Regions from separate parts of the Homo sapiens genome. Here region 2 is linked to region 1. The links are chromatin contacts, found by Hi-C or POLR2A ChIA-PET in ENCODE. All regions are on one chromosome and are shown on one strand. The core of a region is the stretch at or near the end of the contact, and the rest is flanking DNA. Distances in the headings are between cores, read along the strand shown. Region 1 has its middle 24 kb from the start of MKLN1-AS. Region 2 has its middle 110 kb from the start of LINC-PINT.

What was found. A loop is a pair of places that touch in the nucleus more often than their neighbours do. ChIA-PET counts read pairs that join two places held with the same protein, here RNA polymerase II (POLR2A). Pooled maps may share reads with other maps.
Region 2: a map of dorsolateral prefrontal cortex shows a loop between it and region 1 (4-fold over the local background). The contact joins two enhancer-like sites. A Hi-C loop is called at or near these places in 2 of 168 maps with a recorded cell type or tissue (dorsolateral prefrontal cortex and posterior vena cava) and 5 of 50 pooled maps. POLR2A ChIA-PET finds 5 or more read pairs at or near these places in 3 of 52 experiments (H1, SK-N-SH and endothelial cell of umbilical vein).

Annotation. Positions count from the first base shown.
Region 1 is chr7:131,301,427-131,305,839 of GRCh38, forward strand. It overlaps a transcript of MKLN1 not described here. Among named protein-coding and RNA genes, the nearest start is that of MKLN1-AS, 24 kb to the right of the region's middle. Within about 2 kb of position 1,910, at least 8 of the 41 ENCODE cell types and tissues checked have a DNase peak (open chromatin) inside an H3K27ac peak, as active enhancers do; they include dorsolateral prefrontal cortex, where a contact is called at or near this core.
Region 2 is chr7:131,216,276-131,221,196 of GRCh38, forward strand. It overlaps a transcript of MKLN1 not described here. Among named protein-coding and RNA genes, the nearest start is that of LINC-PINT, 110 kb to the left of the region's middle. RefSeq lists an enhancer at 2,808-2,877 and a silencer at 4,761-4,921. Within about 2 kb of position 3,461, at least 16 of the 41 ENCODE cell types and tissues checked have a DNase peak (open chromatin) inside an H3K27ac peak, as active enhancers do; they include dorsolateral prefrontal cortex, where a contact is called at or near this core.

The sequences.
Region 1 (4,413 bases), core at 660-3,159:
TCTGCAGGAAGAAAAGAAGTCATCAACATAAGAAAGGTCTCTATTAAAAAATTATGTTCGAGAAATACTGAACTTGATTTTAACATTATGAGGGCATCTAGTGTCTCTTGGAAGGCAAACGTCAATTGTCCTTTTCAGACTAATCTGAAATCAGTCCAGGGAACCTGGAGAAATGGTTTGCTTCTTTTCTGCTTGTTTGTTATGGTCTATAGCTCAGTTCATTCCTTGTCACGTAGGACAGCCCTGTGTTTTCTTGCCCTCTGACCTGCTCTCCAAACTTCCAGAATATGGTTCTTTTCAGGAGTGAAGTTATCTAGGATTTGCTATCACCAGGCTCTCCTACCTCTGTCATTCCCCAGTTCTCTCTATTGCAGTAACACTGAAACTTATTTAACCTGCCCATCACCTGTGCTGATATTTTCAAGGGGAAGAGGTGGAGATAGAAGCTATCCCACCAGCCCCATCCTTTGATGCCAGGTAACATGTGCAATATTTCCATTTAGAGTGGCCTTCCGGAACCAAAACTCCCAATCTGGGAAGGGATTCTGATATGACAACTTTCATGTGAAATAGGAAAAGTTTAATTGACAATGCCACAGGGGCCAATACCTGTAGGAGGATGGGATTCTTTCTAGATGATTGTGCTACAGGGATAGCGTTCATTAGGAAGTGTGGTATTTGGCCTGTGGCCTTATGGAGATAATACTATTTCTATCGCCTCTATTATATTTTACATTCCAACCCTTTCTGAATGCTCCATGTATATTAATTCATTTAGCATCTGACTACTCCATTGTGAGCTCCTCAATAACCAGGTGTACGCCCAGCCCCTGACTCATGGGAGGTGACCTATAGATGTTCACTAAATAAATGGATGAAAGTTTAACCAATCCAAGTGGAAGCAGGGGGAAAATGAAAGGAACTACTTCCGTCTCCTTCACAAAGACCAGGCTGACGATCTGACTTGTGGTGATGGGAGAAAAGTGTGGAAGATCTTGACTTAACATTTCTACCTGGAGCGCTGGGGTACTCTTTTTCTGAGCCAATTTCACTCTTCCCAAAAGGCTGTTTGGTTCCAAATACACTAGGCATCAGTGTTAATTGCTTTTCTGAAATATCATTTTGTCAGCTTCGTTTAGATGTGGTAATTTGCAAAGCAACCCCCAGCAGTTGACAGTTCATCCATAGCTGAGTGGTGTTCAGACATTTCCTGGGATTCCTGCCCGCCTTCTATGCAGCTGGCAGTGTTTGCCAAACCAGGATATGTGCTCAACCGGGATTAACTTGGAACCAGTAGTGCTTTGTTGTGTCTGAGATTTTTTAAAATTCTGAAAGGGTGAAGGCCAACCATTAGTCCAGAAAATAAAAGTGCAGTAACTTATAATTTAAGAATTAGCAGGTGCTTCAAGATGACCTAGTCCACACTGGGTGGATGAGGAAATTATGGTTTGACAGGTTCAATGAGAAGGTCAGCTGGCTGGTCGCTGAGAGGCCAGGTCTACAATCTGTATCGTTTGTGTGGTACCAAACTGTGCGCTGGGGTCTCTAGATTTATGCTTGTGTGGATGTGTTTCAGCTACTGTTTCTTTCTGAAGCTCTTTTTCCCTGGCCAGAGACTTCCTGAACCTCCTTCATACATGTTTCAAGGTCACAGCCCAGACCAAAGTGTTTACAAAAAAAACTAAGCACTTATAAAGAGGAATTATTGCCAGCTCCTGAACTCCCAATGCCCCAGCTCCAACTAAGCTCTGCAAACCAAGGAAGGGATGAAGTGGTCTTTGGAACCAGGAGTTTCTTGGTTTGGATGCCAATAGGAAAACGGATGAATTCTGTCTGATTTCTGCAGCAGGCGGAGGCTGCAGCTGCTGTTGCTGCCACCTCCTGGGAGAAGACAGACCTTAGCTTCATACCTGAAGCCAGCCTCAGTGTTCACCTGTGTCTTGGGCAAAGGGCCCATTGGGGCAGGACTGAAATTACTTTCTCCTGGAAAATAAAAGGGATATCCCCTTACTCAACAAACAGAACCCTGGTATTCTTTGCTTTTTGTTTGTTCGTTTTGGCAAGGTTATGCTTGAAGAAATAATCTCAAACAATGACAAAGTTGTAATGAGTTAATACCGGAACCATGAGAGAGCAGAAATAAGATTGAGGCAGAACCATTTGTTTTAGGAAAGTATCAGAGATTCCATCTCTTGGACTTCTGAATCCTGGGGTGATGTTAGGAATGCACGCACTTGAGAATTGTATGATATAAAGGATGCATGAATTTGGTGAGTCTCAACCTCTAAGAGTCTCAGTTTACTTGTGGGGCTGTTATGAAAATTAATTGAGATAATGCATGTAACTTCCTCATATGAGAAGTGTTCAATGTGAATTATTTTGAGGCAAGTTCACTCTTATATCCCCATTGTGATTTTCTATATTTACGGACCAAAAAAACTGGCCAACAGCCCCATGCCTTTAATTCTTTCTAGTCTTCTGATTTATAGATGATCCCTAAGCAAACTCCTTTTATTTATTTAAACATAATAATACACTAGTGAGAAGAAATTCAGGAGGAACTAGGAGATTCAATTTAAAAAATATTTCTTGAGTGCCTACTATGTGCTGTATGTGTACAATATAGGTATAGGCCTCAAAAATGTCCCCTGAAGTACATTAGGAAGACCAGGCACAGTGACTCATGCCAGTAATCCTAGCACTTTGGAAGGCTGAGGCGGGAGGATCTCTTGAGGCCAGGAGTTTGAGACCAGCCTGGGCAACATAGGAAGACCCTGACTCTACAAAAAAATAAATTAGCTGGAGGAAGTGGCCCATGCCTGTAGTCCTAGCTACTCAGGAGGCTGAAGAGATAGGATCACCTGAGCCTAGGAATTCAAGGTTGCAGTGAGTTATGATCATGCCACTGCTGTACTCCAGTCTTGGCAACAGAGTGAGACTCTGTCTCTAAAAACAAAATAAAACAAAAAATTACATTTGGAAAGTGGTTGAGAATTGGGGACTTGGGTTCTAGATTGAGATGTGTAAACAGCCTGGTTGTATAAATGACCTTAGGCATGGCAGCTAACATATTTGGATATTAGTTTCTTCATCTGTTGCATAATAATATCATAAAAGGAAATGCTTTTATTTACAGCAGAGCTTGCCTATGGGATAGCGCATTGAATTCTGTGTTGTGCTTCAACTGCCCTTTAACAGTTAGCACTGTTAAAGAAAACATGAATTTTGAGTGATCCTGGTAAGCTGAAGGAAAACCCTTATAGGACCTATCTGAAGAATTTTTTCCCATGAAATATAGGTCTTGTTTTAACCAATCACATAGAGAGCTATGGATTTACTCTGGCCTATTTGGAGTGTTTGTTTTTCATCCTTTGCTGTGGTTTGAATGTTTGTGTCCCCTCCAAAATTGATCTTGAAAAATTCCCAATGCAACAGCGTTAGGAGTTGAGGCCTTTAGGAGGTGGTTAGGGAATGATGCTCTGTCCTCATGAATGGGATTAGTAACCTTATAAAAGGGCTGGAAGGAGCTAGGCAGGCCCCCTTTTTGCCCTTCCATCCTTTCCACCATATGAGGACACAGCCATCCGTCCCCTCTGGAGGATGCAGCAACAAGGCGTCATCTTGGAAGCAGGGAGACTGGGCCCTCACCAGACACTGAACCTGCGGGCGCCTTGATTGTGGACTTCCAACCACCAGAACTGTGAGAAATGAATCTCTATTCTTTATGTGTTACCCAGTCTCAGTTACTTTGTTATAGAAGCATGAACAGACTCAACCTTAAATAGCATAGCAACCATGAAACCCCTTCCTAACAATTAAAAACACATGCTTTTTGCCCTCAGCCAACTGGTGTGTTCCTTTGCCTGAAAAATAAACTCAGCTGTGTTTGTTTTGCTTTGTTAACTTTGGTGGCCTTTAGTAATATTATTATTTGACAATTTGAACAGTACTATAGAGTTTACTTAGTTCCCATATAGCAACTTATTTGGGAAGAAATGTGATGCAATCCAACAGGATGGGCTTTTGAACCAAAAATATTCTGGGTCTGTCACTGATTAGCTCTATTTCCTTGGATAAGTCATTGTATCAGTCAAGGTCCCAGTCTCTGCCTAGAATTCTTTCTGTTCAGGCTTTGTGGGGGTGACTCTTCATCACTGTACTAGTTTAAGTATTACCTTCTTAGAGAAGCTTTCTTTACCATCCAATCTAAAAATTACCCTGGTTTAGTCTCTACATAGCACAGACTAAAATTATCTGGTGGACTTATTTGTTATATTTTATTTTGCCCCACCAGAATATTAGCTGTATGAAGTAGGGCGCTTGTATGGCCTGTCTGCTTACCCCTGGCACATCACAGCCTTTCCATAAATATATGTTGCAAGGAAAAGAGAGTGGATAGCGACAAACCAAACA
Region 2 (4,921 bases), core at 2,211-4,710, 84 kb before region 1:
AGGAGTGCGTGGTGGCGCACTCCTGTAATCCCAGCTACTTGGGAAGCTGAGGCAGGAGAATCGCTTAAAACCAGGAGGCGGAGGTTGCAGTGAGCCGACATTGCGCCACTGCACTCCAGCCTGGGCGACAGACTGAGTCTCTGACTCAAAAAAAAAAAAAAAGAAAAAAAAGAAAGTTTATTATATTTGGAGAAAACTGTGTCTTTTAATTTTTCTCCTTTATATTTTAATAACCATTGCTTTGTGCTTAGAGCTGAGCGAGTGCCTCAAAGGTTCAGCAATGCTACCTTGACCAGAAATCATAATTTCAATGTCTATTTTGTAAAGGATTACAGAACTAGCTTCTACTACTGCCGACACTTCATGCAGTAATTATCACCAAACACAATGCTACTCAATTTCTACAATGTCTTTCAGGTCCTTGTGCTTGGTAAACACTATACTTGTGTCTGTGTCTGTCACCTGGGTAATGGGAATGGAGATAAATACTATTTTCTGCACCCGAAAAAACTGAGGCCTCTTACTAACCAGACAGCCACAGGACTGTGAGTTCCTCCAATGATAGGGCTGTGCCTTTTTCATCCTGTGCCTCCTCACGAAAATAACTCAAACCAAACTCTGGGCCCATACCTGGCTTTATTCAACAAGATGTCCCATGAACTGAGGAGACCCCCTATTGAGTGCCCTCAGGATCTATGCAGTACCATGGCTTGAGGAAATGAGAGGCTAAAAAGACAGGAATAAGAACCATGATAGTTGATTTTAAGCAAAATAAGTGAGAAGGAATTGTCGATGGCATTTCATCTAGAAAGTGAATTTTGATTGAGATTTAGATATTTTTTATATGAATCCCCTTATATAAACTAGCTTAGTATATAAATATAATCAAAATAGCATTCATTAAAATTGCAAAACTTATTTATTAAAATATGTAAAACAGCCAGCTGCAACAGTAGTGACTAAGAAGTATAAAAATAAATTATTTTTTTCAACAAATACAAATATGTATTGAGTTCCTACTATGTGCTTACACAGTACAGGAAATGGGGATACAAAGATAAATAAAACAGATCCCTGTGCAACTAAAAATCCAGTTGGGCCGATTGTTGGGCAAATAAATCATCCAAATATGATGGGATAGCTTGGGCACAGTGGCTCACGCCTGTAATCCCAACAGTTTGGGAGGCTGAGGCAGGCAGATCACCTGAGGTCAGGAGTTCGAGACCAGCCTGGCCAACATGGTGAAACCCTGTCTCTACTAAAAATACAAAAATTAACCAGGTGTGGTTGTGGGCACCTGTAATCCCGGCTACTCAGGAGGCTGAGGCAGGCAAATTGCTTGAACCCGAGAGGCAGGCGTTGCAGTGAGCCGAGATCGTGCCATGGCACTCCAGCCTGGGCGAAAGAGTGAAACTCTGTCTCAAAAAACAAAACAAAACAAAATATGATGGGATAGGCTCCTTAAAAGAGTGTTAGTTTGAAGAAATACTTGTACCCCTGTGTTCATAGCAGCATTATGCACAATAGCCAAGAGGTGGAAGCAACCTAAGTGTCCAATGACAGATTAATGTGTAATCGCCCAACCGGGTTCTTCTTGCCTGCTGCCCAGAAAAGTCAATGCAAAACTAGCAGGTTCTGCAGCAAAGAAAGAGTTTAATAAATGTGGGGCCAGCCAAATGGAAGGACAGGAGATAATTCTCAAATCCGCCTCCCCAAGAATGTGAGGGCTAGGGTTTTTCCAGGATAGTTTGGCAGGCAGGAGCTAGGGAATGGGGAATGCTGATTGGTTGGGTTGGGATGAAATCATAGGGGCTTGAAAGTGTTTTCTTGCACTGAGTCAGTTCTCGGGTGCAGGTTATGGGTCTGAGTGGTGCCAGTTGGTTCATACGGAATACAAGGTCTGAAAAATATCTCAAATACCATTCTTAGGTTTTACAATAATGATGTTATCCATAGGGGCAATTGGAAAAGTTATAAATCTTGTTACCATTCGCTACATGACTCCTGAGTAGTAAGTAGTTTTTAAAGGCAAGTTATAAAACAATGACTGATTAGAGTTTAATTATGTGTATATCTTAGCAGAATTCAGACCTCTGTCACAATTCTAACCTTGTGGACTTACGTTAGTTATATGAAAGTGGTTTTGGTCCCTGAGCAAGTAGAGGGGGTTAGTTCAGGAAAGAAGTATCATCGTCTTTGTTTTGAAGTTAAACTATGAACTAAATTCCTCCCATAATTAGCTTGGAATGAGCAAGTTAGCCTGTGAGGTTAAAACAAGATGTAGTTAGTTATGCTACATTTCCTTCACTGTCGTAATTTTTGTATAGGTGGTTCCCAGTGGATAAATAAAATGTGGTATGTGCATACAATGGATTATTATTCAGTCTTAAAAAGAAAGGAAATTCTGACACAGGCTACAACATGGATGAACCTTGGGAACATGATGCCGAGTGAAATAAGCCAGTCACAACAAGACAAATACCTCAAGGTCTCTCTGACCTTCCAACCTTCCCCCCGACCCCCGACCTCTACCAAAGAAATTGAAGTTCCTTTATCTGCCTGAGATCAGTCTTACCAAGGAGAACAAGCATTTTCTTCCCCTCTCCGGAAGACCAAGAATGTAACCACAGATGAACAGACCCTTTCACAAGATAGTGCCTGTCTTTCAGACTCATTTATGAGACTAATTTATGAGTGTGATTACACTCATGTGAAGTATCTAGAATGGTCAATTCTTAGGAACAGAAAGCAGAATGGTGGTTGCCAGAAGCTGGGGGAGGAAGGAGAAATGAGAGTTGTTTAATGGGTACAAAGCTTCAGTTTTGCAAGATGGAAAATTTTGGAGATTGATGGTCCAACAATGTGAACACACTTAACACAAATGCACAGTAGACTTAAAAGTGGTTAAGATGGCAAATTTTATATTTTGGGTATTTTTTACCACAATTTTAAAAATGTTAAAAAAAAAAATAGTGTTAGCATCCAGAGGGCAGAGGCATTTCTAACATCTTGCAGAATGCCTGATATAATAGTAGGCACTTGATAAATATTTTGCCTCCCCTTGGTTTCTGTGCCCCATCCTGTGTCCTACACAACAGGACAAAGGCCAAGTCGTTCTGTGAGCCAATTCAGCAAACAAAGGCACTTCTCTCTCCAAGGCACAGAGAAGAATTTCGAATATTTGTGATTTGAAATTTGTCCTGGTCACACCAACTATTCTTTACTTCTCAGATATGCTTATCTGAGTTCTTTTGGCATTTAACTTGTCTAAAGATAGATACTGTTTCTACTTCCCAAAACAGAATTGTGATGGACTTTGTAAGGAAAAAAAAAAAGTGGGAGGAAGTCTGTGAAATGAAATCATTATTAGGCCATGGTACAAATGGCTGTCGGGCCCTGGGTTCAGCCCAGCACAGGAGGAAGGGTGAGGTAATTAGCATGGATTTGCAATTCTGCAGCTCGCTTTTGTTCCCTCCCTCCACTGGCTGTGTCTGATTCTAGTCACTGGGTTTATTCTCTTGTGTTTGTTTTTTTCACTTGGCCAAAAATAGAGAGACAAAAAAAGTTTCCTCATACTTACTTCAGCTTTTTACTTTTTTCCTTGTGTGTTTGGTTTCCTCTTACGTGATCCTTCCTTCTTCCTGCCACCTGCTAGTTTCTCTATGGTGGGGCTCAGAAACCAACATCCCACAATATGGCGCACTGACATGCCGCACTGAGGAATCCTCAAGGTCTCTCTGACCTTCCGACCTTCCCCCCTCACCTCCAATCTCTACCAAAGAAATTGAAGTTCCTTTATCTGCCTGAGATCAGTCTTACCAAGGAGAACAATTGTTTTCTTTCCCTCTTTGGAAGACCAAGAATGTAACCACACATGAACAGACCCTTTCACAAGATAGTGCCTGTCTTTCCACTCATTTATTATTCCAATGAAAACTATTTACAAGTTAATTTCTAGTCCCCATCCTATCATTCTCCCTAGTAATCATTTATTGCCCCTCAACAGAATTCTCTTTCTCCCCACTCCCATAACCTGTTTTATAAGGATCAAGCCCCCATTTTTTTCTGTAACCTCAAGACGGTATCAAAGCTTCTGTATCTCATTGGGAAGCTGGATCTTCATTCTGAAGGCCCTTGTATACATGTAACCGTAATAGGTTCATTGCCCAATGCCCACGCAAGTCAATATACCGAGACACCTGGTTGGAGCAGAGAAAGAGGTTTAATCATAGGGTCACTGAACAAGGAGATGGGAGAAAAACTCAAACACATCTCCAGGAGGAATTTGGAGTTAGGGTTATTAAGGGTTTTGGAGTGGGCCAGTGTGGAGGTCATCAGTTGGTAGAAGAGTGTAGCGTGACATCATGGGACAGGGAGATGAAGCAGCTATTCGCTCATGCTGATCCTCTTCCTCTGTGGGGGGTCTTCAAATTGGTTGCTAGAATTAGAGGTCTAAAAAACATCTTAAGTGATCCTTAAACAAAAGCCTTATGATTGATTCTGACGTCAGATATCCCGTCTGGAGGAACAGAGAGGGTACAAATCTTCAGTATCTAGTGACTTTTAGCAACAAGGAAGTGGGCCAAAGTGCAGCCTGATTAATGCTTATATTTAATTAATGATATTATATAACATATTATGTAATATATTCTATGAATGCACTATGAAATACCTGTATTTCTGTCCAGAACCTGGCATGCAATTCTTGTCAACCCTGTGTGGGTAGTTTCATGCATATGAAGTCAATTTGTATACCTTTTCTCCCATGTTAATCCATCTGCCTCATATCAGTGATTTTGCAGCAAACCTTTATCTGCTTTTCCTACCTTTCTCAAGAATAGCTTTTCCTTGTGTTCTGTAACCCTGGCTTGGTGCACAGTATGCGTGATGGACAGGTTGAGTTGCAACACTTGGTGACAGT